3 separate regions of the Mus musculus genome follow, and all the other regions are linked to region 1. The links are chromatin loops, found by intact Hi-C in ENCODE. Cell type or tissue: heart. All regions are shown on one strand. Links, peaks and the distances in the headings refer to the core of each region. The heading gives the core; the rest is flanking DNA. Region 1 has its middle 15 kb from the start of Gm37323. Region 2 holds the start of Sox17 (SRY (sex determining region Y)-box 17). Region 3 has its middle 12 kb from the start of Gm22307.

The links. A loop is a pair of places that touch in the nucleus more often than their neighbours do. Peaks named below come from ENCODE experiments on the same cell type or tissue, not always from the same donor. Only the 100,000 strongest peaks of a DNase experiment are listed, where the experiment ranks them.
Region 2: a loop joins it to region 1, with 2.2 times the contacts of the local background. A loop is called at or near these places in 2 of 42 quality-filtered maps.
Region 3: a loop joins it to region 1, with 1.9 times the contacts of the local background. A loop is called at or near these places in 3 of 42 quality-filtered maps.

The regions. Positions count from the first base shown.
Region 1 is chr1:4,618,392-4,629,121 of GRCm38, reverse strand. No RefSeq gene overlaps it. Among named protein-coding and RNA genes, the nearest start is that of Gm37323, 15 kb to the right of the region's middle. In heart, for the core only: no CTCF peak of the experiment used is centred there; DNase peaks (open chromatin) are centred at 5,651 and 6,511; H3K27ac peaks cover 513 bases.
Region 2 is chr1:4,492,243-4,502,972 of GRCm38, reverse strand. It overlaps Sox17 (SRY (sex determining region Y)-box 17), which reads left to right and starts at 5,619. Exons shown (of 5, transcript NM_011441.5): 1 at 5,619-6,682; 2 at 7,031-7,837; 3 at 9,110-9,201; 4 at 9,507-9,873; 5 at 10,305-10,730. The coding sequence starts at 9,567. In heart, for the core only: no CTCF peak of the experiment used is centred there; DNase peaks (open chromatin) are centred at 5,492 and 6,362; H3K4me3 peaks cover 1,878 bases; H3K27ac peaks cover 998 bases; H3K27me3 peaks cover 2,744 bases.
Region 3 is chr1:4,511,494-4,522,223 of GRCm38, reverse strand. No RefSeq gene overlaps it. Among named protein-coding and RNA genes, the nearest start is that of Gm22307, 12 kb to the left of the region's middle. In heart, for the core only: CTCF peaks have their summits at 5,289 and 5,488 (motif pointing left); no DNase peak of the experiment used is centred there.

The DNA.
Region 1 (10,730 bases), core at 3,531-8,530:
TCTCCCCTCAGCCCTCTCTCTCATAACCCTGGGGCACAGAGTATCGCCCCAGGGCCCCTGGTTTCAGGGGCTGCCCCTTGTCCATCCCCAGTTGAGTGGGATCAGTGCCTTAGATGCCCACCCAGGGCCGAGTGGAAAGCATCTAGCAGCCCTCCCACATCCACCTACCCAGAGCATAGGAGGAACTCTGGCTGAACATGGGCTATCCTCCCTCCCCCATCTTTCCCAGCCCCCTTTTAGTTCCCACACACCACCATCCAGATTCACTTCCTTTTTGTCTCTCATTGAAAAAGAACAGGCTTCCAAGGAGTGATAATAAAATAAAATATATTTCTTCTCTATAGATAAAATGAAACCATCACATCAATGTTGGACAAAACAAACCAACAGAAGGAAAAGAGCCCAAGAACAGGCACGAGAATCAGAGATGAGAGAGAGAGAGAGAGAGAGACAGAGACAGAGACAGAAAGAGACAGAGAGAAAGAGAGAGAGAGAGAGAGAGAGAGAGAGAGAGAGAGAGAGAGAGAGAGAGAGAGAGAAACAGGGGGGGCAGACATTGGGTCTGGCTTAAGCATCTGAAACCTCAAAGCCTACCCCCAGTGACACACTTCCTCCAACAAGGACACACCCATTCTAACAATTCCTAATAGTGCCACTCCCTATGGGCCTATGAGGGCCATTTTCACTCAAAGCACCACAAATCACATGTTCTTATCTTTTACCACAACATTCATTTTTACTAGAGCCACAACTAGTATGAAGAAAATTCAGGACAGTTATCTATGCTAGGTCACTGGCCTTGGTAGGTGGGGTGGGGAACACGTGACATGTTTTATTTACATAGGTTATCATATGCTTCCAGGGTTCTGAATGGTTACTTTTTCTTTTGCTGTGATTAAATAAAATACATTTGCTGATAAACAACGAATGAAACACTTTAGCAGGAAGAAGTACTTATTCTGTTCGGATTCTGAGGTTTCCATCTGTCCTGGCATGAAAACCTCCCCCTTTTTCACAGTAGCTCCCTTTGCAGAGCCAGGAAACAGAGAGATCATCTGTCTTGAGAGTTCTCTCCTCTTCCTCATATTCCATTCAGGTCACAAGCCTATTGCACGGTGTTTCCTATGTTCAACTATTATAGGATATGAGCACAGGCAGACAACTAGTTAGGTGCTGTAGGAATATGTATACAGGGAGGTAGCTGCTCAAATGCTGTAAGAATTGGCACAGGCAGATAATACTGCTCAGGTTCTATAGGAAGGTAACACACACACAGAGAGCTTGACAAGCAGGACTGATGGTTTCCTGGAAGTGTAGCCAACCCTGACATCAAAATGAAAGGGGCTATGCCTGGTAAAATGGGACATAGGAACCCAAATGTCAGGCTGAGGATTCCGTGTACTGGGAAAATACTCGAGCTAGAGCCAGGGAGGTACAGGCATTTTCTCTGACCATCTAAAGAGCATCTCCCTTGAAAGGTGGATCAGCCTGTCAAAAATTAGATAGATAAAACTAAGGGTGAGAGTTACATGTGATGGGGCTCAGGAGACAGGGTATCCTGGAAAGTGGTGGTGGGCTGGGTGATAGACAAATCCCCATCACAGAATGATGGCCAAAGTTGAGATTTCTAGGCTATTCTTGATGCTCAGCCTGTTAATCTCTAGGCAGATGATTCTGGCCAGGATGTATTCTTCCCCATGAGGGGACCATCAAAACAAAAGGGCAGGGCAAGAGCCTTAGTCAGATTATGGGAATTCACTCAAGAAGTGTGGATGCTTTCTGTAAAATCTCTGAGCAAAACCTGAAGCCCAGGGAGCCAGGATTTCTGTTTGTACTCCACCTAGGTGCATAAAATAATGACAACCCTCACTGTGGCAGAAGACAAGTGAGTATTATTGCTCTAATTCTGCTGTCTTGACCCTTCCTTCTGGAAGATACTGGGTGGAGCTATTTTCCTACCTCTCTGGTTGATCACATTTCCTCTCCCCGCAGATTTCTTTGCCATAAAGTTGTAAGAAAAACACAAGCAAATGGAGTGAAGGAAACATTCCTACAGCTGTGTGCATCTCCAGGGTATTGTACCAGGCTGATTTTGAATGTGTAAAGGTTGAGTTCAAACAGTTAAAAAAAAAAAAAGGACAAACTATTTCACAAAAAGAGAACACAACTCTTAGGCTGTTATTTTTTTCAAGGACAGATCTCTTTCTGTCTGTTTCTGTCTAACTCTTGACTCTCTGTCTGTCTCTGTCTCTTTCTCTCTGTCTCTGTCTTACACACACACACACACACACACACACACACACACACACACACACACACACACCTGGATAGCTTCCCAGTGACCCCTTACTTTTATACCAGAGGTAACTGCTTAAAAGAAAAATCATGCCAGGAGTGATTGCCCATGAATTTAATCCCAACACTTGGAAGATAGAGGCAGATCTTTGTGTTTGAGGCTAGCTTGGTCTACAAAGAGAGTTCCAGGATAGCCAGGACTACAAAGAAAAACTCTATCTCCAAAACCTAAAACAAAACAAAACAAAACAAAAGACCAAAACAACAAAATAAAGCAAAAACAAGCAACAAACAAACAAAACCTCCAAAACATAGATATTAAAATAAAAGCATAAACAACCCTAAGGGCTGGAGGAAGGATAGATCATTTGATGCATAAGCAGGAACACTGAGCACCCAGCACCCAAATATAACTTGAGTATGGCTGTACATTCACCTAAAACCCCAGTGATGTTGCAGGTGGACAGGAGGGCTGCTGAGACTGGCTGGCCACCAGCCTAGTTCCAGGTTCAGTGAGAGACCCTATCTCAAGAAAATAAGGCAGAAAGTGATAGAACTGAGCCCCTAATATCCTCCTGTAGCTTCTATTCACACATGTTAGCTCATGTGCAGGTTCCTCATGTGTGCATATACTACACACACAGACACATGCACACACATGCATATACATACACAGAAAGAAAAATGAAAACTTACAGCATTCCTATTTTAATAAGGTACCTTAATTGTAAAATAGAATGTAATTACACAGAAATGTATGCCGATAATTTAACAAATAATAACTCGTTTGGTTTGACCATTTTTGAAACTTAAATAAAATGATTTTTCATGCATTGTCTTGTGTCTTTTACTCTTTCTTTTTTCTTTTTTTTAGTATTGCTTACTGTCTTCAGATGCCCTTCTGCAGATACAGGGGCCTGATTTAGGAGAATTTTGCATCTTTGTATTTTTTCCCCGTGGTGGAAATTGGACCAAGACCATACCAGTACTGAGTTGTATCCCCAGTCCTTCTTAAGTTTCTATGGATGCTTTCTGCAACCAGTCACTCTAAGATACTGAGAAAGAACCTGTCTTCCTTGTCCATTTTTTCTTGCATGGCTGGTATTTAGCATGTTTCTGAGTTCTGGTTATTGTGATCAAGGTGAAGGGTAGATGCCCTTCTCCGGGCTCTGTGGACTGTAGTGATGCATCACTGTGGCAGTGAGGCTTTGCCAGAGCAGGGACTGGAACACAGGGATTTCTTTACTTTCTACTCAATTCTGCTATGAATCAAGATTTTTCATAATGATTTCTTTTTTTTAAATTAAAAGATAATTACTTTCCTCCCCCCTTTCCTTTCTTCCCTTTACCTGTCTTGACCTCTCCCTTTGACCTCTCCCATGCCTCCTCCCTATTCCTTCTCAAATTTGTGGCCTCTCTTTCTTTTTTAAAATTATTGTCATCTCTCTCTCTCTCTCTCTCTCTCTCTCTCTCTCTCTCTCTCTCTCTCTCATCTTCACATAAATATGGAATTGCATCCCACTGAATCTATATACATTTCACTTAAGGGCTGACCACTTCGTAGTGGAAAACCAATTGGGGACCCATCACTAGAGAAGACTAGAAGACTAGATTTTTTTTTTTTTTAAGTTTTGAGAGCTAGGTGTGATGGCACATAACCTTAATCCCAGCACTGGGAAGAAAGAGGCAGGAAGATCTCTGTGAGTTCTATAATGAGTTTCAGGACAGTCAGAGCTACATAATAAGATGGTGTCTCAAATAAGCAAGCGAGGAAACAATTACAAATGAGCGAAAGTCTTGACAATAAAACTGAGTCTTTATGTTGGCTTTAGGCTACATTCCTCCAATTACTAATGGTGTGGGGGTTGGCTTTTTTGTCATTCCTCTTTCATGAAGATCCTGAGACGTCTGTCCGCTTTGAAATCTTGATTCTTCAGAGCTAGTTCATCCTCTGATTATTGTACTGCTGTTGTTTGAAACAAGGTTTCTGTGTGTAGTTCTTGATGTCCTCCAACTGTCTCTGTAGAACAGGCTAGCCACAAACTCTCCTGCCTCTGCCTCTGCCTCTGCCTGCCTAGGGTTGGTATTAAAGGCATGTGTTTCCACACCTGGCTCTTTAATGTTTTTTTTTTTGACAAAAATTAAAGATATATCACATCAATCAGTCTTTCTGAGCAATGCTGTGCTGCTATTGAGTTTTCCTGTGACTGGATGTTTGGCCTCTGGTGGACAGAGGCTGTGCATAGCAGATGGTATATATATTAGACCATGGGCTTCTAGGGGTTGGTCTATGTTCCTGAATCTGTAACCTTAATGATGCTCCATGTCAAAATCTAGGGGATGCCAGTCATTCACAGCAGTGCCGAAGTGCCTTGGACACGTTGGGATTATTGTGTCCTGTGCCTGGAGCAGCCTGCTCATATAGCTGTAAACACATCTGTCCTCTGGTGTTTCTTCCCACTCCTTTGGTCAGGGTACACTTATCCTCAAGTCTCTATTGGTCCTCACTCCTCCTGAACTTGATTAAGACACCTCACCACTCTTCTTGATGGTTCTATTCTATATTTTTATCACGGCTTGACCAAAGTACATATAAAGCACTAGTATTTTGCTTTGCTTCTAGAGTGCTTTTTGTTTGTTTGCTTGTTTTTGAGATAGCATCTCTCTTTGTAGTCCTGGCCATCCTGGAACTCGATATGTAGACCAGGCTATCCTCAACCTCATAGAGATTCTACCATCTCTCCTTCCTGAATGCACCATCATGCTTGGCTTATAATGCTTCATATAAAGAACATACATGAAAATTGGTGTTGTGTATTCAAGGCAGCCAGGGCAGCCAATAAATCCTGAGCCTTATGCCCCACATGATGCTAAGCATAGCAACTGATAACAACCTGTACTTGCATATGAGTGCTCAGCAGCTTGCCAAGATCACCAGATATTGACCCACTCATTCCATTTTGGAGATATCTATGAACTTATTAATAAGGTGAGAATATTTTATCCTATTAATTCATAGTAAATTTTTTTTTGGCATGGCAATGCTGGTAGTCATTTAAGGTTGGATGACAGAAACAAGACACCTTGAAGTCCTCTAGGGTAGCAAGTCCAACAGTGGACACTGGAGAAGTCATAATCTAGTTTTCAGAAGCTAAAAGTTTAGGGAGACTGAAGGTGTCCAGGCAAAGTAAAGAGTGAGTTCCTTGTTTCATTTGGATGCATGTGAAGCAGCCACTGTGAGTATTCTGGGTAACCCAGGCTGTTTATCTTTTAAAAATAGGGCCATTTCTGTCTAGCTGCAGCCCTGAGCCTGCCCTGCTCACAGTTCAACCCTGCCACTCCAAGCTTGAGAGCACTTCCTTCCTGGCCCCTCGGGCTTCCTGCTCTGGCCTTATCACCACACAAAACTCGACACTGTACTTGAACACACTTACTGTCCATAAATGGCAATCTCTTGTTTTCTGCATTTAAAACAACTGTCATGGTCCAGATACCCCCTTTATTCCCAAACTTGTTCTTAAAGAACAGAGCAAGATTCAGATGAAGGCCCACCCCCTCTCAACCCTCCTTGTTTCCTGAAGTTTTTCTGTTTTATGAGTCAAGAAAATAGGCCCGTGTGTAAATAGGAGTCAGAGAGCAGACGCAGAAATGCAGTGTATTCAGGAGCTTGGGGAAACAGCTTCTCTATACGTGAGTTGCACTGTATTTCACACACCTGCCTTAAAGGTGGAAGGTGGTCAGACACGCTGTATGAACCGACTTTTAGTACTTGTGTAAGTGTGAGTGTGTTAACTCACAGGGTGGTTTTCTTTCAGATCACCACTTTTACTTAGGAAATTTTGAGAGTAGGTATTAGATAACTTTTACCCTGAGATCTATTATAGATCAGGGGGCAATTTTAAAGCTTCCTTCCCTAAGTGTTGTAGTATTCCTGAAAAAATGTGCAGCTGGAAGAGTTAGGAAAAAGCAGCTCTTAGCTGTGCAGTGTAGTCAATAAAAGAAAATTTGAAAATAATTTTAAATATTGGATGGTACTCATCTGGAAAATTCAAGGGGTTAATGAACAGCAAACACAGTCGCAAGGAGTTTCTGGAAGTTTCTTCGCTTTTTAAACTCAACTGCTTTTCATGAGCTCATCAGCTTCTTTAAGATATTATGATCTTTTACCCAGGCCAGGGGAATTTCCTCAGATATGATTAAAGAGTGGGCGGGGCTACATCTTCTCGAGTCAAAAGACTTAGCATTGGAGACATGAACTGCCTTGGCACCATTCCCAATTTTATTTCAGAGGAATTCCCCCTTGGAGAACAACTCCCACGATGGAAGGCAGAGGTGGAGAAAACCTTTTGAAATGTATTTATTTTTCAGTCTGAAAGTTGAAGAGGATTTTTTTTCCTTCTGCCTGTGGAAACTACTAAAGACAGTCAGCAAAAAAATTAAAGTCTCTCTTTTTAGGATGAATGAATTAAGCAAGTGATGAACACTTGCAACCCTTTACTGGAGGCACACAACCATTTTGAGTTTCCATGACTTCAATCACAAAAGGAAGCCTTGAGGCCCTGATGTAATGGTGACTTAGGCCCTTACTGGTCCTTTAAAAACAGGGTAGCAGATAGACTTAATGAAGTTACAAAGCCTAGTGTGCAGGTCGTAGTGTGAATGAGTGGGGCAGAGAGGAAATTGGGGAGGGAAAGTCTGGGATAAAGGCAAGTCCTAAACCCCAAGTGACCTCATAGGCCATAGTAAGAGTTCGGAATATTGGCTTTTATTGTGGGACATGTACAAACGTACATAAGATAAAAGTCACCATTTTAATTATTTTATTTACACATCTCCAAGACATCAAGTACATCACACTGTTTAATGAATTTCACCAGTCGTATCTAGACCTTGTCTTAATCTTCCAAACTGAAATTCCATTCCCATTAAACAACACTTCTGCATGGCTTCTCCTTCAGTCCCCAATAGCCATCACGTTACCTCCTAGTTCCATGAATTCTAGGTAACTCATTTAAGTGGACTCATAAAAAGGTGACACATATAAAGTAGATACATTATTTTTAATGACCACTTGGCACAATGTCCTAGAGCTTTATTTATGTTGTAGAATTTCATCCTTTCTAAATGATATTCCTTTCTAGGATCCATGCCACATTTTGTTCATCCATTCATCTATTTATAAGTAGCCCCCACATTTTGACTATCATGAATCGAGCTGTATGAACCCTGATATATAACTACTTGAGTGTTTCTTTCAATTCTTTAGAGTCTAAAATCAGCAGGGGAATTTTTGGATCATGTAGTGTAGTGGTTTGAATAAGAATGGCTCCCACAGGGGCACACCCTCATAGAAGCAGGAGGAGAGGTTTGGGATAGGAGGGTTTTTGGGGGCGGGGGAAGGAAATCAGGAAAGGGGATAATATTTGAAATGTAAATAAAATATCCAAGAAAAAAGAAAAAAGAAAAAAAGTGGCTCCCACAGGCTCATAGAGTTGAATGGTTGATTACCAGGAAGGGATACTATTTGAAAGGATTAGAAGGCATGGCCTTGTTAGAGGCCTTGTTATCACTGGGGGTGGGATTTGAAGTATCAAAAGCCCAAACCTGACTCAGAATTTCTCCTTTTCTGCTGTCTGCAGATGCAGATGTAGAACCCTCAGCTACCTCTCCAGCACAATGTCTGCCTGTGGGCTATCATGCTGCCCACCATGATGAAAATGGACTAAAACTCTGAAACTATAAGCAAGCTCCAATGTAATGATTTATTTTATAAGAATTGCCCTGATTATGCTGTGTTTTCATAGAAATAGAATACTAACTAAAACAGAAGTTGGTACCAAGGAGTTGGGTATTCTGGAGACAGGCTTGGCTGTGCTCCTTGTGTGTGGAATGTAAACTTTGGGACTTTGGAATAGGGAAGCAGTTTAACTCTTTAAGGGTAACTTAATGGGACCATACTAGTAAGAAGGTGTAGACTGTGAGACAGTGGTGCCAAAAGTAACATAGATTATGACATTATGGTGGCCCAACTTAAGAGGTTTCAGTGGAGGAGATTATTAGTAAGTGGCCTAGAGACATTTTCTTGTGGCATTGTGGTAAAGGATGTGGCTGATTTCTTCTTTTGTGCCAAAATGTATGCCTGAGGCTAAATTGAAGACTTTTGGGTTAACAACATCAGCAGAGGAGATTTCTGGACAGCCTAGTATTGACTGTGGTGTGTGTGTGTGTGTGTGTGTGTGTGTGTGTGTGTGTGTTTGTTGCCACTCGTACACAGACCTATAATGAAAAGGAGGAAGCTGATCAAGGAAAAATACAAAATGTACAGTTTGAGGAAGAAAGATGCATCAGGAAATGAAACGAAGAGCTGAAGTGAATGTATCTCCAGTGCTCAAGGAGACAAAAAGTTTAAAGAAAGGCTTGATGCTTTATGGAATAAAGGGAGTGGCGACCTCTGGGCAAGACCCACCCAGCTAAGCTTCCAACTTGTAAAAGGGAATTACAGAAAAGCTTAAACAGTAGAGGATTCCATAGAAAATAGGAAGCTGGTGACAACATAACTTAAATGAGATGGGCCAATTTCCAGCCCCAGAAAACAACAGAACTTGATAACACCAGCCCCATGATTTTGACTTTAGCGTCAAGGATAAAAGAAAGGGTGTTGGAATCTCCTTCCATGGCTAAGAAAAGATGCTGAGACCAGGCATGTGTCATGGGTGTCCCTAAATGGAGGCCTAGAATGGCCTTTTGGTGAAGTTGTAAAGGTGAAGCCTAGATTGTCTTAGAGACCCCAAGATGTTGAAGATGCCAGAGTCATGGGATACCTGCCAAGGAGAGCTGTTAACAGGAAGTAGAAACAGCCCAAGAAAGAGAGAGATTATTAGATAGATAGATAGGTAGATAGATAGATAGATAGATAGATAGATGGATGGATGGATGGATGGATGGATGGATGGATGGATGGATGGAGATGGTGGTGGTGGTACAGTCAGCAAAGCTGGAAGAAGGTGGAGATCTGAAGAGCTCGTTGATATCAGACATGAAGATACAGAATTTGGAGTTTGCCCAGCTGGGTTTCGGTCTTGCTTTGGTCCAGGATTTCCTTACTATGCTCCCGTTCCTTGCTTCTGGAATGGTAAAGTATATCCTGTGCCATCACATATTGGAAGTATCTGATATGCTTTTTCATTTTGATTTTCCAGGGGGTTACAGTTAAGAAATTGCCTTGAATCTCAGACAAGACTTTGAATTTTGGACTTTTAAACACTGTTGAGACTATGATAGACTATGGTAACTTTTGAAGTTGGACTGAATGTATTTTTGCTTTATTCTATAGCTACAAGGCTATGGAGCTAGGGAGTGAGTTGTGGTGATCTGAATAAGAATGAACCCAATAGATTTATCTGTATGATGGATTGGTCACCAGGAAATAGTGCTACTTGACAGGAACTAGTAGCCATGGCCTTGTTTGAGGAAGTGTGCCACTGGGAATAGGCTTTGAGATTTCAAAATCCCAAGCCAGACCACCCACCCCTCTCTCTTCCTGCTGCCAATGAATATAGAAGTAGAATACTCATCTACTTCTCCAGTACCATGTCTGCCTGTGTGTCAGCATTCTCCCCACCATGACGACAATGGGTCTAAACCTCTGAAACTGTAAGCAGAACCCAACTAAATGTTTTCTTGTATAAAAGTTGCCATAGTCAAGGTGTCTCCAGGCCTACATGGCTACACACTGAGAATTTGTCTCAAACAGACACACAAACAACCCTTCCCAAGCCTAGCTAATTACTAACCTTTCTCATTGCTCATTCAGAGTTTGTGATGATGTCTAATGGGCCTGCTTTAAATAACATGGACTACACATAGCAGGTTCTATCTATTCTTGCATAGAAATAACAACTTCTAGGAGAGAGTATGTTCCTCTTTAGATGTAAAGTTAGGATACTTTTTTTAAAGGGAAGATTAATGGCAGTTGAGGTTCAATTAATATAATCCATGGCTCACAAGTCCTGTTTTGATTACTGAACAATCAACTATTCTAACCTATCAGTTCTTAGATTTTTAGAAAAATTCAAAACAAACAAACAAACTATGTCTGAGAGTTGAAAGGATTGAGGGGATAGAATCTATTGTCAACTCACAGAAACAGGGCAACCAATTCCTAATTTAGCTAAGTAAGATATTTTTAGACCAAAGTCCACTTACTAACAGTAACACTGGATCAAAAAAACATGGATCAATGAAGACAGTGTGACTATATTTAGTCTAATGCAGGGAGACATCTCCATCAATTGATAAAGATCCTCATGACAATAATAGTTTAAAAATTGTAAAAGACAAAAAGAATTTTGCTCTTAGATGTGGTAGAGCATTAATCTAATAAGAATGTGGTCCTGGGTTTCAGCACTGCAAAACCAAACAAAAACAAAATGGTA
Region 2 (10,730 bases), core at 3,149-8,148, 130 kb after region 1:
ATACTTTGATAGACATAGGATAACAAGAATAGAACCAATCTTTTGAGACATTTGTCATTTGTCAAGTACAGAGCCAGGCCAGTGAATGGAAGTCGGATGAGGAACAGGATATTAGTATACAGGCAAAGTTTCCCCTACAGGGATAAAACCAGCAAGTATTAAGGGGGAAATGATGACTTCAAGGTAGAGACAATGAGTGGACACTAATGGAACTAGGAGATAGTGGTAAACATCACCAGTGCTTTGCACACCCAGAGAGGAGGGTACTACAATTTCTGTGGGGTTCCTGCAAAGAATGTGTGGGCCAACATTGGTCTGACTAGGGTGAGGACATCCTCACAAAGAATGAGTCTGAAAGTTAGCTCAGAAAAAGACTGATGAGTCTTGATAGCAAAATACTCTATGTAATTCTGGAATTTAGACCCAGAAAAGACAGAATATTGGATCAGTTTGCAAAATACAGTAGACATGAGATTTAGATGGGCTTTTGTCAGACAAGATCTAGAGAAACCTCACTTGAGAAAAGTTCTCCACCAGATTGCCTGTAGGAAAGTCTGGAGGGCATTTCTTGATTGTTTACTGATGTGGGAGGACCTAGATCGCTGTGGACAGGTGACCCTGAGTTGTATAAAAAAGCAAACTCATGAGGTGCAAGTCAGGAAACAGCATTTCTCCTTGGTCTCTTCTTCAGTTCCTGCCTCTACTTTCCTGTTTGACTTCCTGCCCTGATTTCCTTCAGCAAAGGACTGTGAGTGGCAAGATGAAATAAACCTTTTCCTTCAGAAATTGCTTTTGGTTATGGTGTTTATCATAGCAATAGAAAACAAAGAAACAGGTAGGATGATGATGTTCATTTAGTGACTGGTTACATGGCCACACACTAACTTTAGGGGAATCCACACTAGAAATGTATAGAGAAGATAGAACACTAAGCTACAAATTAACTTCAAATGGCTGGGAAGACTGGTGGCATGTATAAAAACAACTTAACATACAGGCTATAGCAAAGTAACCATATTATGAGTTGATGTAGCACCTGTACTCCATAGTTTTATGTTAATATCTGATATAGCAGGTTTTGTATAATAATTGCTATAAGTATACTACTCTGTTCATTTTCATATATTTAGAAAGAAAAAGCAAGAAAGAACCAATGTAGGGATGGTTTATTTACATAAGGAGAGGTGGGTTAAACAAGAAAATATTAGCCGTCTGGAGGTTCTCTGTGAAGGAACTACAGTGTGTTAATCTGTTTTGCAATTGCTCTGCATACTAAACATTATTTCCAAATGCACTGATTTAAAATACTACTACTACTACTAATACATTTAAAAATAATACATATAAAACAAGACAAAACTTGTCTGTGTTTACAAAGCTGTATTAATTAAAACCCCTTTCATAATTGAAGAGATTTCTGTGTGTTAGGGAGAACTGGAGGGCAGGATGTGGGGTTTAGAGTCTTTATTAGCATTAGTATCCCACAAACATTAGGGCAGTATTAAGGAGAAAGTAAAGTGATATAGAAAAATGTCAAAAAGCAAGAGTTGGTAATTCTGCTTCTAAAGTCCAGTCCTTAGCTAACCACTGAAGTAACCTTTTTTTAACGAAATGATATTGTACTCAAGTATTCTCATTTAGTCCTGGCTCACTCAAAAACAGTCTGCTTTCCCTTGGGTCAAAGGTGAGACCTTCTGTGACACAATCAATTTAAAACATTTTAAAAATATATTTAATTTTTTTTTAATTTTAGCACCTTGGTTTTTACTTCATGTCAGCATCGTATTTTCTGTACTGTCTTCTTTAACTCCCTCTGTCTCTGGTGTGCACAGCAAAGAGCACGTCTGTGAACTACTTGTGTCTGTTAGCACTCTACTTTCCAAAAGTTTTTATGGTCATTTTGTCACTTCTTTTTCTAGGAACACTCTGGAGAGACCAGGTGTTTTCATCTCCCCAGGCCCTCTCCCCCCAGTTTTTCTTTTAAGACAACCTAGTATAAGACAATTTGAGTCACTTGCTAGATCTGGTATTAAGTTATTTGAACAACCAACCAAAGTAGAATCTGGAATTCTTTTATACTTTACAGCACGGAAGACCTATACTGGGCTAGAAGATTTACACGTTTGTGGTTCAGTCATCCTTCGATGTGAATGGCTGTGCTTGTCTGCCAGGTTCAGTCACTGAAATTAAACTTCGCTTTTAAAGCTCCAGGAAAAGAATCTAGGCTCCCACTAGAGTCAATCAGTTAAGGACTGCCTTACAAGGTGTGTCTTTGTGTTTCAATTTTTAAATGGAATGCCAAATGTTTCATGATTCTCTGTATCTTTCCTTGTGAGGCTTAAAGTTTTATTTATTTATTCATAGTAGATTTATGTATTTTATGTGCATGGGTATTTTGCCTGTATGTATGTATGTGCACCTTGTAGTGCACACCTTCAAAGAGGTGAGAAGAGGATTCAGACTCCCAGGAGCAGGAGTTCTAGATGATTGTGAGCTGCCATTTGGGTGCTGGGAATTAAACCTAGGTCGGCTGGAGAAGCAGCTAGTAGTATTCTTATCCACTGAGCCAGCTCTCCAGCTTCTAGGTTTAGAGCTAGAAGGTTAACATGCCTCCTCGCAACTTTTTTCTTACTACCAGAGTAAAAAATGTTCATGTTCAAATATAACCAGAAAACACACAATGGTTTGCAGAGGCCTCCCTAAAAGCTTTGCAATACACATTGATAAAAGCAGAGCAATCATAGATATTTCTATCAGAGGCATTAAATGCTATAAAACAGACTTCTGCTGCTTCTACATTCATTTACCCCATACAATGGTAGCTTCTGTTTCCCTCAGCACATTTTTATTGATATAAACATATATGTACGTACTATTATGTCTAACCCTATTTTAAGCAATTTATGAACAATGAATCTTCATTAAGACCCCAGAAGTCATTGGAATTATTATTATTATGTCCCAGCTTACAGATGGGTCTTTAAAAGATTCCATAACATTCCAAGGATGTACCACTAATGTATTGCTGAGGTAAAGTCCAGTCCTAAGCAGCCCCTTCCCCATGTCTGTGCTCACTGATGACGATATAGAAAGCCATATCCTTAATAGGAACTGCATAATTGTTTGTTGGTTAAATGAGCAGTCTTGTCTCTTGGGATGATTAGAAGCATCAAACAAATCACTCACTTGCTCCAGATAATAACTTTCTGTTTTATAACAAGATAATTGGAAACTTTCTTTCCTCTGGACCAATTAGAGAGGAGGGAATTTACCTAATTGTTACCTATTTATATGTCTTTAAAACCGGCTTGATAATGTATATTGAAGTTACCAGTCATTTAAGTATGTGATAGATGAGATTACAATAGTTCATCAAAGCTAACCATGTCTTTTATAGTCTGAGAGAACATGGCACACAATGAGAAAACTTCATTTTATTTATATTAGAATGTTAGCTCCATCTTTGAACTCTTCTCATGTAGCTCAGATGAATTAGAATTTGCCTGTATGAAACAGATATCAAAATAAATGAGATGTCATGTAAGGCTTAGGCTTCCTTCTTAAAAACCTAGATATTCTATTTTTTTTTTTTCTGAGACAGGGTTTTTCTGTGTAGCCCTGGCTGTTCTGAATTTCACTCTGTAGACCAGTCTAGTTCCAAACTCAGATGTGTCTGCTTCTGTGTCCCAAGTGCTGCGAGTGAGAGGATGTGACAGCACTGACCAGCAGAAACCCAGATAGTCTAAATGATACTTTCTCTTTTTCATTGCTGTACTTCTGGTATCAAAAGTATCATGACCCAGTTAATAAGAACATTTCATTCTTTTCCAAGGATCCTTAATCCATCACTACTGACTCCTTTATTTAATCCTTGTAAATTCCAATTTGTCTCTCATTATTTGTAAACATGGCACAGAAATAAATTCATAATAAGGCCTGTTATTGTTTCCTGCTAGAAAAATGATATGGTCTAAGAACCTTTGTTATGTGGCGTTAAGTCACTGAGTCGCTGCTCTTTTTTCACCAAAAGAGGACTGCGGGCATAGCGACTTCAGTAACTTCCAGGGCAGTTGTGAGGGTCAGATGAGGTAGGGAAACTGCATTGTAAACATTACCATGCTTATGAAGAAATTAATTTCAAAGATAACTTTCCAAATGCCCTAAAGACAGACATTTACTTTTGCATCATATAGCTACTTGTAAAATTATGTATGTGCATCTTCAGCCTGGCTTTCTTCGATAAAAGCATTAAGATAGCCGTGGGATTTAAACACCCAGTAATGTTGTGATTTCAGATGCAATTTGAATTATTGAAGGAGACGTGGAGAGAATATTACTCTCCAGAAGTCCTGTGACCCAGACATATGAGCCTTTAAGGTCTATGGAGATGGTCCTTACTGTTTCCACTTAGGAGTAAGAAGACCCAAGGATTAATCTGGACATTCTATTATTCGTAAGTATGTAGTCAAGGCTGGAAAGCCCTGTGATCCAGGATTGAAAGGTGTAGTGAACGGAAGACCCTGTGTTGCTATGAACTTGTTGGCATGTTCACCAAATGGGTAGAGTACAACATTCAAGTAACCCAGCTGAAACCCCGGAAGGCTTCCTAACTCTTCCCTCTTGTTTTTAAGCTTTGGAAGCTAAATTAGGTTCAGGTTAGAAATCTGTTATGCTTGAAGCGCATACAGGAGGTAATGAGTGCTGTCAGGAGTGGCAAGTCCTATTTAACTTTGATCATTTCCATGATCACAGAGCACATACCTTGCCCTAACCAACAATCTGGCGCCATGCAGTTAATCCTGATAGGGGATCTTGGGAGCAGAGTTTTCTGGATGGAAAGGCACCTATTGCCTCTGCTACAAAACCAAAGCAAACTCAACGAAACAACTCAATGTGCTTGACCCACTGTGTAGTCATCATCACTTTCACAGTCCAGGAACGGAGTATTACAGGATCATAGACTGAGCTGGATATTAATAAATCAGAGAAGAAGACTAAGGATGCCACACTGGGCATCCTGGGAAGCAGTCCTACCCAGTTTGCTCTCTGGAGAGAGTGCAAGTGCTCTGCTCACAGTGACAGGCCAGACTGCAAGGCGAGGATTGCCTTTCTCCAAGGAAGCCCGTCTTCCCTAGGGTGTGGTACTACTAGGCTACAGCAGCCATCACCTTTATAAAAACCCAAGCCATATTTGAATTGTCTTTAAATTTCAAGGAAGAGGACAAAGAAATGTGAGCAAGGCTTCATTCCTAGCTCTCAGACTACCGTCCCAAGAGAACCTGAGGTTCCATGGAGCAGGAATAAAGAGGAGTCCTTACTTCGTCTGGGGAACACAGATGGGGTATGGGTTCTAAGAAACATTCCCGACCGGTTACTGAGCTGGGAAGTGGAGCGGGAGCAGTTTACTTCCTGCTTCGCCGCGGAAAAACTCAGCTAGGGCCGAGCGGGAAGGAGGACGTGGTCTCCGAGTCGCCAGCTGCTAGGGTGGGGTTTCGGGGCACGATTAGACAGAGATTCGGACAGTTACGTGAGACCCCGCCCACCCAGGATGCACGCTCCCAACGGTGTGCGGAATGAGCCCCCGAAGTTAATCTTGGGGTCAGACGTTCTCAGCTCTCACGGGAGAGGCTAGCAAAGCGAAGATTGCAGGGTCTGGCCTGAATGTTCTGGGCCACCGTGGGGGCCGGTGATCACTGTCTTTCTTGCCACTCTTTCCTCTCAAGTTCCCGAATTTCCATCTCCACCTCCGACCCACTGGGGACTGACCAGGGACTGGAAAGAGCGCGAAAGGTATAAAGGGGAGAAGAGACTGCGCCTTTTGGTGCCCGGGTGAAAGGTGCCAATCGACCGCATCGCTCTGCGTGGCCCTACCTGGGAGGTGCGGAGCCCGGGGCACGACGCTCGGTGTTCTCAGAGGCAGACTCTGAGGCACGTATTTTAGACCGTCCAGTGGTACTATTGTCTCTGTTATCTTAGAGTCCGCCGGGGGCTGTCTCCGTGATGACAGCCCACGCTCCCTTTTCCGCCCTCATGAACTTGCTCTCCACAGACCACGGATCTGCTTGAGTGCCCACGGATCCTGTGCAATTGGACTTGAATGTCCTTTAACAGGCCTTGGCCATCAGAACACCAAAACCATAAAACCTTCGAGAAATCAACCACTCACTCTGAGGCTCGCTGTAGAAGAGTGGCTTAGACTCTCCCACTTCGGAGTCCCAGTTGATCACCAACCCGCTTGCTACAGGCCCCAAATGGTTACGGGCACAGCTTCTAGTTACATTAGACGCTTCCTTGCCCCAGCCTTTCGAGCCTCAGGTCTGCTTTGGGGATGTGGCTTAGGCAGTAGCCACCTAGAAATCCTGCACTGTTTGAGTGTGATACCGCTGCGGACTACAGCAGACAGGCGTGCCAGGCTTCTAGTCCAGATACCCACCCCCACCCCAGTAAATCTCTAGTGTTGAGGGAAGCAAGGCTTGCAGGAAGCCGCTCCGGATGTTTGCTTCTTTACTTGTGGCATTTGTGGCTGGCTTTGATAACGTCGTGAGCTCGGCTTCCAACACCCATTTAGTGAAGAAACTGAAATATGGCCCACTCACACTGCTGGCGGGTCTGAAGTGCGGTTGGCCCCAACACTCCTCCCAAAGTATCTATCAAGAGAATGGTCAGCAGAAGTTAGATCTAGGTAAGAGGACGGGAAGGGGGACTAGTCTTGGGAAAGCGCCACATTTCCTGGTAGATTTGTTAAGTAAAGTGCTATCTAGGGACTCCAGGGGAGGCTGTTTTAAGGAACGGGGAAGAGCCCAAAAGTGGTCGCTTGGACTCCTACTGTGTTTGTGCTTTCCCTCAGAAAGATCAGTTGTTAATCTTCAGGGATGCTTGTAAATAACGCTGCCTCCCCATCCCCGGGCTTTCTTTCTAACCACTTTCTCAGTTCCTTTTATGGAGCTCGAACAGAACTAGGTACCCAGGTAAAATGGTGTAAATACATTTTCTAGACCTACACCTGAATTATATTTCTGTTGTCTCTTAGTTTTTAGAGAAATCAACCAAGACAGGGAAGACAGAGAAAATGCATTCTGGACCCGCTACTGTTTTCAATCGTCATTTCAAACAAAACCCGTAGTTTATTTAAAAAAAAAAAAAACACGGAAAGAGAAAATTAGGCCCTGAGATCTTTGAAAAGATGCCCATTACTAGATACAAAAGAGAAGAGTCACTGTGGAGGTGAGGGACTGCGTCCCTGCTTCTGAGAGGCAGGAGAGCTACATGGGGAGACTGTCTCAAAACTAACAACAGAAGAGATAGAATTTTTTTTTTCTTAAAGAGCACCTGGCTAGAGAATCGATTTGTAAAATTGCTATTTCTACCCTTAGAGTTTCCTTGATTAAACATCTGAAATGCATTTTTTTTGTTTTACTTTCAAGCTAATGTTTTTCAGAAAAAAATAAAAAGCTTTGAGGAAAAGCACATTATCAGTTAGATTTAAGACCAATTGCTTTTAAATTACCAATTTAAAATATCATTTTTTTTATTTCTTAAAGCAGATTTAATTTTACCCCCTTTGTATGAATCTTACAGACCTGGAGTTTTAACTACTATCACTGATCTCTACACACAACCTCCAGCTTTAAATGGGAGGGAGGGTCACCACTGCTTTATAACATAACAAATTAGAGAAAAGCTGGCTTCTGTATGAGTTCTTTGGAGACAAAGTAGCTCCAGAAACTGCAGACCAGAAGCTATCAAAATCTCTGTGCTTTTTTGGAACCTCCAGTAAGCCAGATTTGGTCTCTGAAATAATACAGGAAAACCTCAGCATGTCACCTCATGGATACAAGTAAGTAATACTTTTCAATCAGCTATTCACAGTAAAGAAAGTCTGTTTTGGAAACTGACATGTTGAGTCCTTCCTTCCTTCCTTCCTTCCTTCCTTCCTTCCTTCCTTCCTTCCTTCCTCCCTCTCTCCCTCCCTCCCTTCCTTCCTTTCTTCCTTTCTTCCTCTCCTTCAAGACAGGGTTGCATGTAGCCCAGGCTGGCCTCTAATTCCATATGTAGCTAAGGACAATCATGAACGTATTTTTCTGCCCCCCACATCTCAAGTGCTGGAATTATAGAATTACAGGCACTAGGCATCTCATAGACTGTCTTTCGGAATTGTACTAGATGAACATTCAAACTGAGCTCGATCACCATTCCTTTGAGTTTTCCTACCTTAAAACTACGCAAGGATGACCGTTGGATCTGGTAGAGAACAACACAAACATGCAAACAAACTCAAATGTAACACAGAGCTTTTGGAGCTCCTTGTCTGAAGGAGGGCTGCTAAGTGTGTGTAACACTCTCCCAGTGTCTGCCTTAACAGGTGATGAGTCTCCCTTTCCTCTCCTAGAATCTATAATGCTGCCCTTGAAAAAGACTACGTCTAGAACTAAATGAGTTTGCTAATATTTGGAGGGTGCTGAGTGGTTGCTGGGATAAGCATTGTAGGAAGGCATGTTTTGAAGCCCGTGGGAAAGTACTTTCAGGTTTAAAATAAATTTAAGGGTGGTCAGCTTTTCATTCCAGTCTTAAGAAAACGTTGTAACCGTCTGTCAGGCTAACAGTCTTACACGCTACGGATTTGCTGCTTAAATGGACTGATCCTTTTCCTCCGAGGAACAGCACAGTGCTGCTGTCTTTGCACTTTATTTTACATTTTAATCTCGTGGTGTTTGCGATGGAATCATGGCCTTGCAAGTCTTTAGAAATAAAACCAGATCTTGCCTCTTTTGCCGAACACACAAAAGGAGCTTTTGTTTTATATTTTTATGTTTCACACTGAAATTCCTCAGGGTTGACTTGAGCTCTTATTGAGCAGTGATATATTAGTGATATAGCATTTTATGTTAAACTTTGTTTTATTACAACTTGCTATTTACCTTGGATATTTTTATTATAATATAAGCATGATGGATGAGTTCTTGGGAGAAGAACAGGATTTTTTTTCTCTGAAAAATCATGCTAAGTTAATTACCTTCGGTAATATTTTTTTAAAAGAATGGAATAAATACCTATACCTAGTATGTTGATGTGAACAACCTTGGACTTGTTCTTCAATCTTCCGTTACAGTGAGCAGCACCTCCAGACATCTGAATTTCAGCCTTCCTATTTCCCCAAGAGGTCTTGGCGCCAGCGCCCGGCTCCAGCCAGTTTTCCCCAAGGCAGGTGTAGCCAGAACACTGCCGGGGGAGGGGAAAGGGGCGGGTGTGGGACTTGGGACTCGGACCACTGGCTGGGCGGGGGCCTAAGGACTAGGGTCCGGTCCGCCCCCGCCTCGCCATTGGCCGCGTCCATAAAGAAAAGGGCCCCGCGGCCCGGGGGGACACCCGCAGTGTCACTGGGTAGATCTCCAGCGCGGATTAGGCGAAGGGTTAGGTCTACCAGGAGAGCAGCGGGAGGGTAGCACCCGCTCAGCTTTACGAGTTCCTCTGGGCATCTCCAGGCTAGCTTCCGATCCCTGCCTCAGGGTCGGGGGAAGCGGCGTGTCCCGTGGCCATAGCAGAGCTCGGGGTCGGTCTGGAGAGCCATGAGCAGCCCGGATGCGGGATACGCCAGTGACGACCAGAGCCAGCCCCGGAGCGCGCAGCCCGCGGTGATGGCAGGGTTGGGCCCCTGTCCCTGGGCCGAGTCCCTGAGCCCCCTCGGGGATGTAAAGGTGAAAGGCGAGGTGGTGGCGAGTAGCGGGGCGCCAGCCGGGACGTCGGGCCGAGCCAAAGCGGAGTCTCGCATCCGGCGGCCGATGAACGCCTTTATGGTGTGGGCCAAAGACGAACGCAAGCGGTTGGCACAGCAGAACCCAGATCTGCACAACGCAGAGCTAAGCAAGATGCTAGGTGAGTCGGACCAGGGGGATACAGGGCACCGGCGCACTCCAGAGAATCTCCTTGAGCCACTTCCTTGAGCCAAGAGGTGTGCTGTAGACTCAATCCCTTCTTCCAGCTCCCTCTCTCGCCAAAGTAACACTTTGGTCTTTGGGCCATAGGAGCGAATGTAAGGGTTTCTCAGTATTTCAGAGAGGTAACCCGCACAGCCCTGGCTCGACCCCTTCCCAGATCAGGGGACTTTGGCAGTTTTTCGAGTTAAGGGGAGAAAGGTAAGGGAGGAAGCCCCTTCTAGGCGTCCTGTAAGGACGCGATCTAACACTTTCATCCGAATAGGACCGGGCTTCTCACCTGCTCGCTCAGTGAGAGGTTGCACCAGAGAGGGGTCAGGGTGCCGGAGCTCACTCGGGTAACCCTGCGCGCCTCTCCACCTTTCCCTGCAGGCAAGTCTTGGAAGGCGTTGACCTTGGCAGAGAAGCGGCCCTTCGTGGAAGAGGCCGAGCGGCTGCGCGTGCAGCATATGCAGGACCACCCCAACTACAAGTACCGGCCGCGGCGGCGCAAGCAGGTGAAGCGCATGAAGCGGGTGGAGGGAGGCTTCCTGCACGCTCTCGTCGAGCCCCAGGCCGGCGCGCTTGGTCCCGAGGGCGGCCGCGTGGCCATGGATGGCCTGGGTCTGCCTTTCCCGGAGCCGGGCTATCCGGCCGGTCCTCCGCTGATGTCTCCGCACATGGGCCCCCACTATCGGGACTGCCAGGGACTGGGCGCTCCCGCGCTCGACGGCTACCCTCTGCCCACTCCGGACACATCCCCGCTGGATGGCGTGGAGCAGGACCCGGCTTTCTTTGCAGCCCCGCTGCCAGGGGACT
Region 3 (10,730 bases), core at 3,519-8,518, 110 kb after region 1:
GGACCATTTTATTACATTGTTCACTAAAAACTAGCATGATTTTTCTCTCACAATCAAAGTCTTAAACTACTACACTAAGTATTGAAATTATTAGTTATTCAAAGACCTAACTATGTAGGCTGTGGTCTGTGCTCCGAGAGAACATGAAGTAGTTCCCTCTCCCTGGATATTTGAGACAAACTGAGCAAGTTCATGCACTCATGAGTTATGGAGACTGAAATTTCTGGCGAGCAGAGGAGGACAGGAAGGGACGCTGGAGCCTGTGGAGCTAAAGATCAAGTTGAAGCTTATTAGACAGGGGTGAGGGAAGACATTTCCAGAGTAGCTGGAAGAGGTGTTCTTGATAACCTTGCAGGGTCTAGGATTCGGGGCACATCTTTAAGCAGCAGCTTCCTGATTGCTGGTTCATTTGGGGACGTGATTAACTGTCTTGTACAGTGCTATTCCCATTTGGCTGGTTTAGAGACACTCAACAGAGCAAATAGCCCACCTGGCACTCAGTACTTACTCAGTACTTGTTCTGCATGGCGTCTGGCTCCTTGTCATCTTGGCAGGATCTTACTAGATCAACATTCCTCCTCCTAGTGCTTTCCCAGTACTTTCAAGGGATGGGGGAAGGGCTCTCAACAGGAATCTATCCATTGAGAGGCAGAACTATTCTCCTCCTAGTGTCTTCTCCCCATGAGTATTAGATTGCCCATCTCATCTATCTTCCTCCCTGCTTCTGGTTCCTATCATTCTTCTGAGGCTTTCAATGGGTTCTGCCCTTGGCATCTCTTAATCCTCCCTACTGTCACTCCCACTTAGACCTCCTGGACACCTATACATTGATCCATGTTACAAGGATCAAGAGAAGCCTCTCTGGTCTCAGAAATCTTATAACCCAGAGCCTGAGTAGTGCACTTTGGCTGGGTCAGGCTGGCAATGACCTGAATTCTAAGAGAAAATAGCTAATACAGTAGAGAATTCATCCTAGGGCTGGTGTATTCACATTCTATAGCTGTCTCTGATGGGGGATCCTATTGAAAACAAGGGTCCCATTAATGTACTTGTCACATACCTCTTTTTAGAGAATGTTTAAAATATATTTTTATTTATCCTTTGAGAATTCCATACACTCATATTACAGTTCTGTTCACTTCCTGCTCTTCTCTTAATCCATAGCCTTCCTAGCCTGAAGAAGTTTGCCTAGCCTCAGTGTTATGGACTTAATGAGTGGGGGCTGCAAGGAAGCAAAGGAGGGAGGGAAGTGAGATGTGTCCTGGGTTAACCTTTCTGGGCTCTTTCTGCACCTGGGTTGGCCCTCCCTGGGAGGGCTCCCACTAGAGTTATTCATTCTCCTGCTGATGTGTCAGCCTTTGTGAAGGCACTCCCTTGAATGGTGGTTGACGCTAACAGAATGATTTGAAGATTTACTGGGTTGGGTTAGACGGTGGTGTTTGCACAACTGCATAGAAGGCCCAGTGTTGGTGTCAAAAGATCTCACTAGAGAGACTACCTCTTTAAAGAGGAGAGGCTCAGGGCAATTTCCCCTGGGACACTTGTAACATGCAGTAGGGCTAAAATGTGGAATTCTACAGTTTCAACCTTATGCCATCATTGACTGTGCAATGATACTTATCCACTCTTGCTGGCTCCTCTGCCCTGACCAATTCCACTGTTACATAAATTACCCAGAGTTGACTGCTACAGCTTCCACTGTAGGACTGCTTGCTTAGGGCAGTTTAAAAGCAGAGGTGCTGCTATAGATAAATCACTTGACAGTTCACAGAGGACTGAATTCTGAGGAATATAACTAGCTAGTGGGAGAAATGCACAAGTCCACTATTCCTTCTCTACAATTCTAGGACCTAAAACCATAGGGAAAACTCAGCCTAACCATATTTGTGGCTACTCAGAATCTGTTATTCTAACCTAGACATTGCTTTTTCAAAAGTCAATGTGCTATGGCTCCCACAGTATCTCGATCCTCCTGGAGTAACAAGCTTGGACCTTTGTTCATCTGCCTGAGCCTATTGACCTGCACTCCAGGGTCACCCGCTGGTGGAGGTTCCTGTCCCTAAACATCAGTAGCTTTTTTGACTGGCAGGAGGTGACAGCTGTGCCCTTTCCCTCAGCCAGCCTCATACCTCTTGGGCTAAGTCCTGCTAAATGCATAAGCACATATCAAGACAATGAAAAGTCATACTTTCTATTCCTCCTTGCTATGAAAAGCCTTCTTCTCTGAACGCTAACGAGCATTCATATAACAGTCTACTTCAGATGTGAGGACCATATGGGCTGAATGAACCCTCTGGTAGGTTCATGATATCTCAAGTAGAATTCTAAAACAAACAACAAACCAGTCCTGAAAAGCACAACAATTTTACAACCTATCAGACAGGGATACAATGAACGTTAAGGTCTCTTTTCCATTTTGTTTACTTTCAAGAGTGAAAAGATTCCCATTTATGCTCACATTTCAATGTCTGCCTGCAGGGTAGTGTACCAGACCTCTCTAAGATATGAATGTGCAGTTCATTGTTTTTGTGATAGGCCCCAAAGGCTTTGAAATAAGATTTTGGATCTTGAATTGGCCAGTTGTGTTGGCACGTGGCTGCACTCTGGGGCCTGAGACAAGAGGATCTCAGGCTTGAAAGCCAGCCTTGGCTGCACAGCAAGACCTGTCTCCAAGCAGTAACACAGTAACACAAAGCTCTTGTGACTTGTTTATGCATGTGCCAGAGGAACACTCATTAGGGCATAGAGAGCATGCCTTTCACAAACAAAACCATTGTTCCTGGAAGCTGGAGATGGAGTTCAGTTGTTAAGTGTTGCTGTATACTCACAGCCCTGGGTTTAATCCTCACTACTTCAAAACCAGGCCCAGTGGTTCATGCTGTAATCAGGGTGTGGAGGCTGAAGGATCAGCAGTTCAAAGTCAACTTGGGCCAGTTGAGATCAAGACATGCCTACGATACAAGTGTCAAAAAACAAAACAAAACAAAAATATTCAGGGAATAGAAATGAAGCTCACTTGCCTAATGTGTGAGAGGTCCTGGGTACTCATCCCCACAATATTGGAACAGAGTTATTCAACATACTTCATTGTAAGTAGTAAGTTATCTTGTATACATATTATTGATACAGCCATTTGAAAAGCCATTTGAAAAGTGAAGTTCCTGATGCCTGATGCCTGGGAATGCTAGGTAACCATCCTTCCTTTTCATTATCTCTTCTTGAGTGTTAAAGTGGTTTAGCTGGGGCCATTGTGTATAAACACAAAGCTAAGAAAGCCATGCAAGCAGTATTGTTACCAAGACAATATCTATGTTGATTTTTAACCCATATCCATAAACTACAAAATTAGAAAACAAATCCACACATATTCCAAGAACATATTTGAGTTTTCCAAAGTTCTATGTACTCTGCTTTAGAGCCCATGAGGAAGTTCTGTTGCTGTGTGAAATCCAAAAGGAGACTCGAGACCAATGCCAATCAATGCCTGTGTCTTAAGTTCCTCAAGCAGATACGCTTGGTCTCACCACAGTTCTGAGCACAGTGAGGTAAGAGTCAAACTACACTTCTCATCCAATGAATGCTCAGTAAGTTGCTAAATATGACTGCAAGTAAATGCAGGGGACATTTTAAAGCAAGTTAGCTCATGTATTTGCCAGGAATTGAGTTAATCTGAAACATGAAACCTGTACTTTGCTGATTGGCGGGGGCGATTTCTGAAGATAAGTTCTTTATTGGACTTATGCAAAACGTTTTTTCTCATCACATGCACTTTTTTCCTGTTTAGGGATGTTAACTGCTAGTGCACTTTCCGTCACAGGGTGATCTCCCTGATATTGTTTCAAAGGCAGGGAAGTGGTGGTGCTTGTGGAGAAACTGCACTTAGCTGGACAGGAGAGGACAGCAGTATCGATCTGACACGATCTGTCACAGCAGACACTGCAAGGTGGGTGAAGAAAGTTGTCTTTGCTTTGAAAAACCTGCAAGCTTTAGTCCTGCAATGTACATTCACAAAACTGCATGTAGGAAAAAGGCGAGGTTTCATGAACTGCTGTGTTCAATGTTGTGCTCGGTGCACTAGGACATTTCTCATCTGATCCTAAGTTTATTCAAAGCTATAAAGAGTTGAAGGCACACATGAGATGCATTGGGAAACACAGGGTCATTGGCTTTACAGCTTAACAGACTCAAACTGCTCACCCTGGGAACACTGTGGAAGACAACTGAATTAGGCTATGTTTAATGAAATTCCCGTAGAAAACTTAAGTCTCTCTGCAACAACATCATTGAGGAGTGAGCGCTCAGTGCTCTGTGCAGAGTCAGTAAGAGGTTTTCTAGATATTGCCAGTGCCCAGAAAGAGCATCCCTTCATCCTGGTGGTTCTCATTGTACATGCTAACATTCACCATCCACCATTTTAAATACATGCTACTAAAGACAAAAATTAAGGATTTCCATATAGCATGAAACAATTTCAGTTTGAACTAATATGAAAAATTATATTATTACAAGTTCTAATTTTGTCTTCCAAGTTCCATTTACATCTTTGCTTATACCAAATAACAGCATGATGTTTATTTGCCTAACTGCCATCTTCTGTAGTATGAGACCACAAATAAAAATGAAGCAGAGTCATTATGTTCAGTCTATGGTATTACTCTAACATGTAGTGTGTGTTGCAAAAGTACATCAATTTTGGAATTATTCAAGTTCTCAATGTAAAAATCAGTAGTGTACACACACACACACACACACACACACACTTCATTTGTATAACTTAAATTCCCAGACAGCAAGACTGATTGACACCCATTACAGCAATGTAGGAGATGCACACAAGTTACTGAATTCTGTCTCATTATTAATCCTTTATGTTTTGTTGGCAACAACCTGGCTGGAGCCAGTAGACCCTTCACTTCTGAAATTCCATCTGTTTTCTTGCAAAAATTAAAGAAAATATTAAATAATCCTCTACTTTTCTCAGATATTTATTTATTTATTTATTTATTTATTTATTTATTTATTTATTTATTGTGGTTTTTCGAGACAGGGTTTCTCTGTATAACCCTGACTGCCCTGGAACTCTCTTTGTAGACCAGGCTGGCCTCGAATTCAGAAATCTGCCTGCCTCTGTGCGCCACCACGCCCGGCTTCTCAGATATTTTTTAAAGGTAGATCCAAGAGTGGGAGGTGATGGCATCAGTGATCCCTAGAGACAACATAGACAGGACCAAGGCTCCTCTCTTGAATGTTTGGACAACTCAAATCTGTAATCAGGTCCCTGTTTCAGCCAGCTGAACTGTCTTTGAGGACTACGGGTTTGAATCTAACTGCATTGGGAGAAGGAAAACGGAGCCATCTTATCCTGCTCATCTGTGTCTTTCCTGAAGGTGGTTTGTCTTTTCAGTGGGAGAATTTTTATAGGTTATTAATCTTAGGACATTGTAAAAACAAATGTAATACTGACTTAATGGCTAGCGCCACCTATTGGCAACTCAGATGCACAAGTGATTTTTCACAATTCTTTCCTTTTTCTATGAGCATTGGTGCTTTATGAAAGCCACTCCAGTTGAATGTTGGTAATGATCATGATTAATAAAGATTCTTCTAAGTTACAGCTTCTGTAAGCTAGTGTCCATGTGCAGTGGCAGTCTACAATTTGATTTGTAAAATGGAAAAATAGAAAAACTATAAAGCTTAAGAAAAGACTCACAATACCACATGGTTTTGCTTGTTTTTTATTTATTTTATTTTTTTTATTTTTCTTTACTGTTTATGTTGAGTATGTACGGTCACCTCTAAAACAAATCTTCTGCAACAGCATTTTGATTTTTCTTTTTCTGACACTTAATAGTTTGAAATAATAAAGGAATTTAAATCCCAATACTTATCTCTATTAGGGATTAGAGGGCCACAGGAGATACTCAAACAACTGTATTTCCACATGTGAAGTAATAAAGTCAGACTCCTATCTGAACCATAATGATATTTAGCTCAGTGGAGTTTATTCATACAAAGGAATATTATTCATCCTATAAAGAAGAGAGGGGAGGAACTAGGAGATTCTGTCAAATGGGCAGAGAATGAAGGTTGGGGAAGCTGGGACAGGAGCTCAGCAATGGGAGCCCATTTAATGTAGTCTAACCTACTCTTTACATGTTAGCTAGCTGGGCATGTGGTGCTCACCTTTAATCCCAGAGCTGGAACCTGGCCTGGTCTACATAGTGAGTTTCAGAACAGTGAGAGCTATGTGAGAACCTCATTTCAAACAAACAAACAAACAAACAAACAAACAAACAAACCAAATACAGGCATAAACAAAACAAGCATCAATGAGTACCAGTAAGGAAATGGAGACCCCAAACTGAAATGTACAGCTAGTACATTTATAACGGTGAAGCTGCTTTGAAAAGCAGCCCAAATGCTGCTCAGGTGTTACAGTCATCATATGGCTGGTGTTTCTATCCTAAGGAGCTTCAAAGTGTAAATCTGCACAGGAAAACACTTTGTGCATAAATGTCTATAATAGCATCATTTATAATAACCCCAAATAGATGCAATTGAGCTGCTTACTGAATAACATATCCATTGATGAGTGGCAAATAAAGTGTACCATATTCATATAAAGGAAGGTTATTGAACTATTGACAAAAATGAAGTGTTGTTCTATGTTAACAACATATATCAGTCTTGAAAACACTATATTGAGAGAATGCAGCCACACACACACACACACACACACACACACACACACACACACACACACAAACCCAGGTATTTCTTTATGTGAAGTGTTGAAACTGGAGGACAGAAGTTAGTGTAACATTTTTAGCTTAACATTTTAGTCTAGGGTAAACAAGAGGGGCTATAAGTTTCTTTGACAAGTGATGAAATATTTTAACACTTATGGTGGTTATATATGTACATATGTGGGTATAACAGAAATCACTGAACTGCACACTTTAAAATGAATTCAATAATATGTGAAGATGGCTCAGTACTTAAAAACACTTTCTGCTCTTACAGGGGACCCAGGTTCAATTTTTAGCACCCACATGGCAGTTCATAACCATCTGTAACTCTAGTTCCTGGGCATCTGATGGCACCATGCACTTACATGGTGCACAGACATACAGGCAGGCAAAACACAAGATAGCTGTAGAACTGTGAAGAAGCAGGCAGATCTCTGAGTTCATGGCCAGCCTGGTCTACAGGGTGAGTTCCAAGCCAGCCAGGGCTAAGCATAGAAACCTTGTCTTGAAAAACCAAAAGCATAGCATAACAAAATCAACCAACCAACCAAACAAAAAAGCCCAAACAAATCAAATAAAAACAAAAGTAAAAACCAACAAAAAGGGCATATAATATGTACACTTTACTTCATAAAGGAAGAAGCAAGCAAATTATCCCAAAGTCATATAAGCTAGCGAGCTACAGATGTAAGACAGACCTAGGAAGGCAGGGGGACCCATTTTTGATATTCCAAACAGCATCCCCAGTGGTCTTGGGTAGAATTTGGTTGACTAAAAACCTCCAAAGTGCATGGTATGAGTCACCTTTAGAAAAACCTCTAATTTTAGATTATAATATAAATAGAATAATCTAGAGAAAAGGAAAAGAGCCATATGAGGGAGGGGCTACTCTCCTTGACTCCAGCTCTGCTCCACTTACCACACAGATGTGAGGTTTAGCACTCAGTCTTTAAAAAGCACCTCAGTGTGCATATGCAAGGCAGGGAGTTGTGTCTGTATTTGTGGGCCTGTTTTCCCATTGCTTGTTGGACACTTGCTCTCTATTAACTATTTTCCTGGAGTTGTGATTCCTTAGAACAACTTTAGAAGATGGCTTTCTCCCCTCCTCCCATGCCTTTATTTCTGGCCCTGGAAATTGGCCAGCAGAATTATTTGTGGTTCCTAGTTGATAACACACCTTAATAGTAGTCAGAAGTTCTTTCCTTTGTTTCCAGTTTTCAACACTGTGGTAGTTAAAGATTGGCTCCTATTAGAAAACTCTCCAAGCCTAATGTGCTATGCCTTCATACATACATGATTAACCAGCACGACGCGTACAGCAGAGAAGCCAGGTGAGAGATTTATTGATTCTGGCTGAGCGAATAAAAAAGCAACCTTGAACACTTTGTGAAGTCCATAATGGGCTCCACAAATCAGCTCTGGAGCTAACTTAGCATGTCCACTTTGCCGGGCAAGGAGCCTATGTTTGATCTGACTCAATAAAGCAGCTCAAACTGACTACATTCTACAATTCAATGTTCTCTCTCTCTCTCTCTCTCTCTCTCTCTCTCTTCCTCTCTCTCTCTCCCCCTCTCTCTCCCTCTCTGTCTCTCTCTCTCTTGAGTTAAATCATATTATATCAAGTAGAAATAATATTTGTTAGAGTATAATTTTAATAGGTATATTGTTAGAATACTTTCTACTGACTAAGACTTTGAAATAAATTCATAGGATAAATAATTGCTTTAAAGTTCAGAACCTTCTCAAGGCAAAGTTCAATGATCTGGCAATTCTAGAAAATTCTATGATTTTAACTTCAAATTAGACTACAAAGAAGAACATGTCAGTAATTAATGAGCTGATATTATACCACAGATATTTGTTTGTGGGCATGCTATCCATCTGACTCAAATAGGTTATCAAAAAAAAAATCAGGAGGCAGTCTCTTCCAAAACTAGATATAATGTTTCTTCAAAAGTCTAAATCACACCAGAATAGAAGACAAGAACTGTTAAACCATCTTCTACTAACTAACTTTTTGAATTCAGAAAAAGAAATACAGAATGTAATAATTGCACATACGTTTACAACAGTAAAAATTACTTACAGCCCAAATGTTTGTAATGATCTGTTTGTTGGTTTGAGAGCTGTAAAAAGAGGTCTAACTCTCTTTCGATTTTAGTTCTCATTAATTGTGGTTTTCTGATTACAGAAGCAATTCTACAGCCTAGTTAAAGAGGCGAAATCCTCATATATTATTTTATTTTAGAGAAATAAATTAAAGTGGAGAAATATAGACCATTCAATTGGCTGTCAAGAAAACTAGTAGTACACACCTTTAGTTCCAGCACTCAGGAGGCTGAAGCAGATGAATCTCTGAATTTGAGGCTAGCCTGATCTACAGAACAAGTTTCAGGATAGCCAGGGTTACATAGAGAAGCTCTGTCATGAAAGACAGAAAAACAAATTGTGGAGAGAAATAAAGACAGGAAGGAAGGAAGGAAAGAAGGAAGGAAGGAAGGAAGGAAGGAAGGAAGGAAGGAAAAGAAATGGAGGGAGAGAGGGAATAAGAAAAGGAAGAAGAAAAGAAGAAAGGGAAGGAGGAAGGAAGGAAGGAAGGAAGGAAGGAAGGAAGGAAGGAAGGAAGGAAGGAAGGAAGGAAGGAAGAAATCTGATTATTTGAGACAACTAAATTATTTTCCCCTAGACCAAAGTAAAAATGACCAAATTTTGCAAAATGTACACCCATTCAACAACCAAAATGAGTGCAACTCTTCGTTCTGACTCTGTCATATTCTGTCACCTATTTGGATATGGATTCTGTCACCTATTTGGATATGGAGGAGAAGGAGGAGAACCACTTCCAGATTTCAAAACGAATGATAAGGTTTATCACTTCATGTTACAGGGAGTCTTATTTTCATTTCTGACAACTGTTTCCAAATAGAAAATTTACCACCACTAACTTTAGGAAAACCCTTCCTTTTGAGACAGGAAGGAAAGTTAGATGATTATGAGCAGCTGACAAACCTTCACTCCACCTCAATGTGGTGGAATGTCTCCGTCCCCCTACTTGTGATACCTCTATTTACAATGGGAGGGCCACACCTGCAAGAACTTTAGCATTTCTAGTTGGTGTTTTTGTTTGTTTGTTTGTTTGTTTTGTTTTGTTGGTTTTTTGTGTGTTTTTTTTTCTTTCATTTATTTCAATGGTGCTGAGCACTTAACCCAAAGCCATGAGCACGGTACATAGGCACCCCACCGTCCTCAGATCTGATTTACACATTGGTATATGTTACATATTCTCTTCAATGAAACCAGTCTGGCTGCTGTTGAGGCGGACCTGTAAAGCCCTTATTCTTCAGGTCCCTGTAGAAAGCATTTCTGAGAGAACAGAGTCAGGAGTTACATGCCTGCCAGCTTATTCGTAAGGTTGTTTTATTTCATGTGGGGAGTAGAAAAAATATCCACTACCAATGAAAAATTTCTCCTATGCACTATTTTTAAAGCTGCTTCAGTCTCCATTCTTATATAAAATTACCAGACATTGGCCTAAGTTCTTCTGAAATCTCTTAAGTCTCAGAGTGAAGAAGGGTGGGAGTGTCTGATAAAAATAGATTGGCCAGCTCATTCATATCAGGGCAAAGAGAACATGCTAAGTAGATTTTCTTCCCATCCTGGCAGTTGCCTATATCATGTCAGACTTGATTGACTGAAGGTAAGTTTATCCATTGTCTCAATTCCTCGGAATTCCTGATGCCATTTCTTAATAAAACCGAGAAAATGAGCATGCGCCGCCAACAAGGCACTTCCTCACTCTGGGAAGACAGAGGAGAAATCTCATTTAAGGCTCCAAAATAAATTTACACAATGCTTTAGGCAAAATAAAGTCAAACAAAAAACCTCTTTTAGAAGTATCTGTGAATTCGTTTCCAGTAAGCTCTGATGTTTGCATTTTATCTGTTGGTCTATAAGCTTACGAACAGAATGTTTTTCTATTAA